Regions from separate parts of the Mus musculus genome. Here regions 1 and 2 are each linked to region 3. The links are chromatin loops, found by intact Hi-C in ENCODE. Cell type or tissue: left cerebral cortex. All regions are shown on one strand. Region 1 holds the start of C130074G19Rik (RIKEN cDNA C130074G19 gene). Region 2 has its middle 9.1 kb from the start of C130074G19Rik. Region 3 overlaps Mtarc2 (mitochondrial amidoxime reducing component 2).

Region 1 (2,500 bases), 58 kb after region 3:
ATGGCTTCCTTACTCCCAAAAGCCCTACTTCACTTCAACAACGCATGTTATCATTGCCTGCTTGTGAGGAAGCTCCGGTCATATCATTCAGAATGATAAACTAAACTCCTGGCAAGGGACCGAATGTCTCGGGTATGATGAAGGTCACCCACTGAAGACTACCTGGACAATAATTCCGAGAGTTCAGAGGACTTTGGTCAGAACAAACACAAGCAATGAGTTTTGTGATTCCCCTCCACTCCAACTCCCTCCCTAGCCCTGTCTAGGTCAGAGCACCTAGAAACCATAATCATGTGCCCTGAAAACGAAACTCATTCGGTTCCCCATCCATCCTTCCTTTGGCTCTCCCACCAAAGTAAAAAGGCAGGCCGAAGAACATCTGAAGTCCCGGGGTGCAGAGATTGTTGATCAGAGAAGGGGGAGGGGTAACAGGTTCTAGGTATGTACTGGCTGAGTTAGCAGGCCCCGCGCGGGTTAACCCCGGGGTCTAGGACTGAATCACCTAATATTCTCCTGTGGCGGGGTGCCCCAGAGAGAGTGCGGGAAATAGGTGGACCTAGACTGCAACTTCGCAGCTGGGTCCGGGGCTCAAGTCAACTAACCTCACCATGGCTTCAGCATTACCATCAGCTCCAACTGGGAGCAAGGGTCCTGCCCGCGCGCTCAGCTACACACCCTCCTAGTGATGGTCCCGGAGGCCAGCGGGGATGCGGGCACAACTCCACCCAGCGCGACTCCCGGTTCTGTCTGGATCAGGGCGGCCGGGCCGTGGGGACCTACCTTGCCGTACTTCTTCAGTTTTCGCCGGTACCTCTTCTTGGGCTTGTCGCCTGGCGCGGGCTCCTCCAGGGAGTCGTAGCGCTCAGGCAGCGCAGCCAGGTGCACCCTGCGTGCGCTCGGAGTCCCCGCGCGCCGCCCGCCCTCTTCGCGCTCACAGTCCGGGCTCGCCGGGTCCTCGTCCTCGCCCTCCAGGTGCTCCACGATGGCATCTGTCTCCTCGTCACCGGCGCGGCGCGATCGCCCCAGGGGCCTTCGGCCCACTAAGCTGCTCGCCGCCTTGCTTCGGAGCCGGGCGCCCACCGTCATGATGCCGCCGAGCTCTGGAGAAGGGCCCAGGCTATGAGGCAACCTTTGCTCCACGCTCCGCCCGGCTCCTGCCCCTGCGGACCGCCCCGGCCCTGTGCGCTCCGGGAACCAGAGGTCGCAGCACACCCATGCGGTGGGGTCCAGGATTACGGGGGCAGACGTAAAAGGCTTTCCGGAGAACCCTGCAGCAGAAACCATTGCTCAGGGTAGGCAAGTTCAGCTGTACTGGGAACAGACTCCAAACAACAGACCTACTACGGGTGCGGGCATTTAAAACTAGCAGGGTGTGGTGGCACACACCTTTAATCCCTGCGTTTAATCCCAGGCTGAGGCTGGTGGATCTCTGAGTTCAAGGCTCACTTTGGTTCACAGAGCAAGTTCCAGGATAGCCAAGGCTACAAAATAACAAACAAACAAATGGTAGAGATGGTATTGGTGAAGATTCCTCAGTGCTGGTGTGGACATGTTGACAGGGTCATGAAAATATTATATTCAGACCTGGGGATGTAGCTCAGTTGGGAGAATGCTACCTAGGCATGCCCGAAAGTCCGGACTCCATCCCCAGTGTCACAGAAGCCCCATCAAGGTGGCACATGCTCCGAACCTAGGAAGTGGAGGCAGAAGGATTAGGGGTTCAAGTTGACCACAGCGAGTCTGAGGTCCAGCCTGGGCTACATGATGCTCTGAATCAAACACAAGCAAGAAGCGCAGGGTAAGAAAACGTTAAAAATGTCTTCCCAACATTCACATGCCTGATGATCAGCATTTCTGTCTCCCATCAAAACATTCCATACATACTTACAACTAAGTAAAGGGTGGAGTCCGTCCTTGGAAGCTGAGCAGGCGTTTAGACAACGTGTGTTCTTGGCAGTGGAACCTGAACAACAGCCATCAAGCCCAGTGTGTGTATGTGTGTGTGTGGGGGGGTCTCACTCCACATTATAGGAAGGAGAGATGAGATCGGTTTTTATAGAAATCAAGTAAGTGGTTTCTTTGTGGCTTCCAAATCAAATCTTCTTACATTAAATTGCTTCCTGAACATTTTAGAGACATGACGTTTTTTAGAGATTCATTTTTTTAAACTATGTTTAATTATGTGTAAGTATGTACAGAGTCTCTGGCCTGGAGCTATAGTTACAGACAGGTGATGTGGTTGCTAGAAATCTATCTCTGGTCCTCTGAAGGAACAGTGTATGCTCTTAGCCACTGAGCCATCTCTCCAGCCAGTTTCCAACTGTTTAGACATTTTCTTCCTCCATGGCCTGAGATCTCCACTAGCCTCCTGCTCAGTCATCAGAAAGCAGTTCTTCACACAGTTCATGAATGTGGCTTCCACTTTGGAACGAGAAACACTTTTTTCTATACTTGTCTGCAGTTTTATTTTAATGTCTTCTGCAGAGCAAGGTCTTATTGG
Region 2 (2,500 bases), 67 kb after region 3:
ACATTATGTATATAATTGCTTCGTTTGGATGTATATATGTGTACTGTATGTGTACCTGCTGTCCTCAGAGGGTGTTAGACACCCTGGAACTGGAATTACAGTTGGTTATGAGTCACCACGTGGGGGCTGGGAAACAAGCCTGGGTCCTCTACAAGAGCAGCCGGTACTCTTTACCTGAGTCCTCATCTCTCTAGCCCCCAACTTAATTTCTTTCTTTCACTCTTTTTCCCTCTCTCCCTCCTCTCATTTTCTATGGGGGTGGGCGCAGGGCCTTACTCTGCTGCCCTGGCAGCCTCACACTTACAGAGATCTGCCTGCCTCTGCTTCCCAAGTGCTAGGATTAAAGGCGTGTATCATCGTACCCTGCAAATAGTTTTATATAGTGAAAGAGTGTCCCTTGATAGAGAGAAGAACTGCAAGATCATGCAGAAAACATACGGACGGGTTCAGCATCCTCTCTCAGTAGGCCAGACATCACCTTGACCTAGGGGATGTAGCACCCAGGAACCACTGAGAGCTTGTCTTGCTGAATTTGCGAGTTTGCCAGGTATTTTTCCCAAACCATTAAACTCTAAAGGCAGGACAGGAAACAGGAAGATGTAAGGTTACAGATGCTCAGGTGCAGGTCACAGGACAACTTGTGGGGGTCCCCCGGGGTCAAGTCATCAGGCTTGGCAGTGAGCACTTTCATCCACTGAGTCATCTTGCAAACAATGGGTTAAAGGTAGCCCCCCCCCTCCCCCATGGTGTTTATGTCTGCACCACAGCCTAGGACTCTGGTTCCAGTTCCAGGGTGTCCAATGCCCTCATCTGTCCTCTGAGGGCACCAGGTACACATACGGTATCCACACATACATCCAAACTAAGCAATTATACACGTAGCCTGGTTTAGGGCTGCTGAAGCCGAACTTGAAATCTTCATACACCCAAGCCAAGTACTTTCAGTGAAGTCCAAGCAAGCACATGAACATATTTCACACTTTAGAGTCTGATGGCTTTGTATAAGTTGTAAAATTCCCAACATCTTCTAGCCCCAGATATGACAACCTGGGGCTCTGGAAGACCTCACATGGATGCTGCCATTTGGAGCTCTAATCCAGTCTCTCCACTGAAGCCCCTTTTCCCATTTTCTGCAGGCAGAGAAGTCCTCATACTCTTTCTCCCTCTGGTTTGGGATCCTGGACATTCTCTGGAAGACCCTCCACTGTGAGGGTTCTCCCCAAAGCACTCCACACTGTATCCCCATGATACTCTATGCATGCCCTTCTGCTGCCACCTCATGGCCAGGCCTTTTCTCTGATCAGTTCCCAGCCTTCAGACTCAAAACTAGCATATACAGCCTTCCATGGAAAAATGTCACAACAGCGGTTTCTGGATGCCGTGATGCTTGTATTTTATATTTTTATCACAGTCTCTCTCTCTCTCTCTCTCTCTCTCTCTCTCTCTCTCTCTCTCCCCACGTGTGTGTGCCACATCATGCATGATGCATGTGAAAGTCAGAGGACAGCTTGTGGGAGTCAGCTTTCTCCTACCACTGAGATCCGGAGAGGGGACTCAGGTCATCAAGTCCCCGTATCCACCAAGCCCTCTTGCCAGGCCTGAGATACTTAGGTTTTCGTTTCACATTTGACTCACCTCAGTTGATATGGCGAGGCTCTCCTTCATTCTGTAGGGCAGAGTTCTCTTCCGTTCTGCATCTGCTCGTGCTGAAGGATGCTGAAGTCGACCAACTATTGCGATTGATACTTGAGTGAACGCAGAACGCAGGTCTCGTTTCCTATCACCTGGCTATTTACCCACGATTGAGATCACCAGCTTATACAGCATTTCTTTTAACACCTGAAGATCACTCATACTGTGTTCCAAAATAGCTGCATGAGTTTACAGACCACACTAACAGTGTGCGGGAGTTCTCTTTCTGAACAACCTCGTCCACACTCATCTTTTATCTTTTGGACAGTGATCAGACAGGATCCTCTTGCTTTCACTTCCCTGGTACCGAGACTGCAGGTGTGCTCTACGACTCCCTGCTCCTTAGCGTGGCTTGTAAGCGCATTCTGACCTGTGACTTTGAGCACTTTCTCCATATTGGCCATTTGAGCAGTTGTTTACTTAGGTCCCTTGTACATTTGTAAATTGGGGTTTCTTGCTATTGAGTTGTCCAAGTTCTTGTATATTTTAGATATTAACTATCAGATAAATAATTTGCCAACACTTTCTACCATGTCGTAGACCAGCTCTTCTTTCTGTCTTTGGCAGCTTATCTGGCCCCAGGCCTCTTACATTAGCACAATACTTGAAACATTATTTTAAAACAACATTTCTTCCTAACCCCCTTACTGGCTCAGTAGCTGTAACTGCTGTGTTTTGTGGTTGTGCTAAATGTACAGTGTATCTCCTACTTATCATAACCCGTCTTAAAGTGACAGCAAACCACATATGTGGTGTAAGCACTCTGCGAAGATCCTCCAGGCTGGTGTGTTGTCGCCTTAGTAAAGTT
Region 3 (2,500 bases):
AGAGAGAGAGAGAGAGAGAGAGAGAGAGAGATCAGCTTCGGTGAGTTTGCAGATCCCTCAGCCCCAGATCCTGTCTCTAACCTGGAAACAGATTCATGTATCAGCATGATCTCCTGCATCCACTTTGTCACGTGTCTGCACGTGACATCATCCAGATGTCAGAGGATCCTGTCTTGGTGTCTTTACAGCACCTTAAGGTCTGTAGCTATACATTTAATATCACACAGTCACATGCTTACATAGAGCTACATAAAGATTATGGTCCCTCTTATTAATTAAAAAGTGATTTAGGAGCTTGGCAGGATGCCCCACGACTGTAATTCCAGACCTTGGGGGATATGGGCACAGATCTGGGAATTCCATGACTCGGGTTATCCCCACAGCCTAGGCTACAGCCTAGGTCCATCTCTTGAAGGTTTGTGACTGATCTACTGAGACCCACTGATAATCCGTACACTCCTTTGTCTGGGCCTCTAGGAGAAATGGGGCATTTGAAGATGCCTACAATCAGATGCAAACAATGGTCCTTAGAAACTGACGTCAACCAGGTGAGGCTTCTAAATAGATGCCCAGAGACATATACGAGGAAGAACTGACCCCTGGTTAGCTGGTGGCTTTGACTCCCTCAGGGCCTGAGAGGGACTTAAGTTTCTAAGGAGGGCAGAGCAAAGGCAGGAAGGAGCACCACCTAGTCTCCCTTCTGCAACTGGCTATGACATCATGATCCACTCTGCATTCAAAGGCAAACTAGCTCCTCCCTTGGGTCTATAGGCATTATTGAGCAAAGCACAATTAGTATCCCAGTACAAACTGGGTCTTCAAAACCAGACACCTCCCACCCAATGTGACCACAGCAACAGTACAGAGGTCTCCACAGATGCCCTGGGTCCCCAGTTACCCTCCAAGAAACTGCTTCTGGTGGAAATAAACACGATGTTCCAAGCAATCCGTTGGCCCAGGAACTACGTAAGCTTTGTAAAAGCCAAGGTCACACCATGTGACAAACGGTGTTCAAACAGTGGAACACCAAAGACAGCACGTGGCAAACCTCCCGCTGGAGGGTGACCAGTACAGCGCCTGTCTGAAAGGCAAAGGGCCCAGGACTGTAAGCGGGCAGGGGTTCTACGCTCCTTTCACCACACGAGGGCGCTGCAGCCACAAGCATGTGAGCCAAAGACAGCTTGGCACCAAGGCTCGCCAACTCCCAATTCCCTTACTCCAAGTGACAATGAGTTCAACATTCCAAGCTATTTGTCTGTGGAATTCTGCACTATGGCTTTCACAGAAAGCCAGCGACCTTGACATGTTCAGTTAGGGTTTTAGCTCAACTAGGTCAAATGTTCCATAGGTCAAGTGCAGGGCTCCTTAGCAGTTTATCTGGCTTCCTACAATCTGTCCTTAACGCCTCCAAATTCTAGCTCTGACTGCGTCCTGTTAATGACTTTATTAGGCACCCATCCTCATCTGATCATTGTTCACATTTTGGTTCAAAAACGCTGATTTGAAAAACGACCACGTTTAAGCTTAAACGCAATGGTTAATTTAGTTTCTAAAGGAAAAAAGTGGGTTTTAAATAACTCAAAATTAAATTCACCATGGAGGAGTTTAATATTCACTAGACATATCAACGCAAAGAAACGCACTATCCAGCAGGATTCCAGGGGCTCCACAAACCAGGAAACCGTTAGAAAAGTCTAGTGCGCCCCCTGCTGGTTTAAAAACCAAGCTGCACTCTTACAAAATCGAGCCCCTAGTCAGAGCGAGGAGGAATTTGAGTGGGAAGAGAGAAAAGGGAAGAGAAATGGTCAAGGAAAAAAGGGGGGTGGGAGACGGGAATGATACTCTGTGTTATGGGCTCCACTCTGTGCAATGACACTGAGAATGTTTTTATTGTTACTATTTTTTAACAGTGTGCCGGTGTTCTGCATGTGTTTATGTGCACGCAGTGCGTGAGGAAGCCCAAAGACAGAATTGCATCCTCAAGCTCTGGGGCTGTAGAGATCTGTGAGCCACCATGCAGGTGCTGGGAACCAGATGTGGGTCCTCTGCAAGAGCAGCCAGTGCGCTAACTGCGGAGCCACCTCTCCAGCCAGCCCATCCTGGGGATTTTCTGTCAGGCTGTGCACGCTTTGTAAATAGGAAAACTAAGACTACACCAGGCTTTCCACCTGATGCAAGACCCTGAGAAAAAGATGACGGAAGAGCTGGGGGCAAGGAGGGGGGTGAATCACACACAAACAGCGTGAGACAGTCATCACAATCCATACAAGTATTTGTTTTAAATGTAGGAAAGTTAAACTAGACCTAATATAGAGAGAGCGTCTTTTGTTGGGGGGGGGGGGTGTTTAGTGCACTGTGTATTCAAATGCTGACTTCTGTACCCAGAGATCTGGTGGCAGTCAGAACTTTGCTACTGTCATTAAAGTATCACCTGATTCAGTATTTTGTAAAACATTATACTCCATCACCATCTGATTGGTTAAAATAAAGAACTGAACAG

Evidence for each region. A loop is a pair of places that touch in the nucleus more often than their neighbours do. Peaks named below come from ENCODE experiments on the same cell type or tissue, not always from the same donor. Only the 100,000 strongest peaks of a DNase experiment are listed, where the experiment ranks them.
Region 1: a loop joins it to region 3, with 2.7 times the contacts of the local background. A loop is called at or near these places in 10 of 42 quality-filtered maps.
Region 2: it touches region 3 in a loop (7-fold over the local background); 10 of 42 quality-filtered maps call a loop at or near these places.

The regions. Positions count from the first base shown.
Region 1 is chr1:184,881,906-184,884,405 of GRCm38, forward strand. It overlaps C130074G19Rik (RIKEN cDNA C130074G19 gene), which reads right to left and starts at 1,131. Exons shown (of 2, transcript NM_178692.3): 1 at 781-1,131. The coding sequence starts at 1,086. It overlaps Gm34602 (a long non-coding RNA gene), which reads left to right. Exons shown (of 4, transcript XR_003948516.1): 4 at 1-376. It also overlaps the pseudogene Gm17905. In left cerebral cortex, a CTCF peak has its summit at 1,203; DNase peaks (open chromatin) are centred at 830 and 1,154; H3K4me3 peaks cover 1,543 bases; H3K27ac peaks cover 1,354 bases.
Region 2 is chr1:184,890,926-184,893,425 of GRCm38, forward strand. No RefSeq gene overlaps it. Among named protein-coding and RNA genes, the nearest start is that of C130074G19Rik, 9.1 kb to the left of the region's middle. In left cerebral cortex, a CTCF peak has its summit at 1,284 (motif pointing left); DNase peaks (open chromatin) are centred at 129, 1,298, 1,617 and 2,443.
Region 3 is chr1:184,823,600-184,826,099 of GRCm38, forward strand. The region is part of intron 4 of Mtarc2 (mitochondrial amidoxime reducing component 2); the gene reads right to left. Among named protein-coding and RNA genes, the nearest start is that of Mir1981, 2.4 kb to the left of the region's middle. In left cerebral cortex, CTCF peaks have their summits at 1,113 (motif pointing right) and 1,705 (motif pointing left); DNase peaks (open chromatin) are centred at 276, 1,131 and 1,696; H3K4me3 peaks cover 326 bases; H3K27ac peaks cover 245 bases.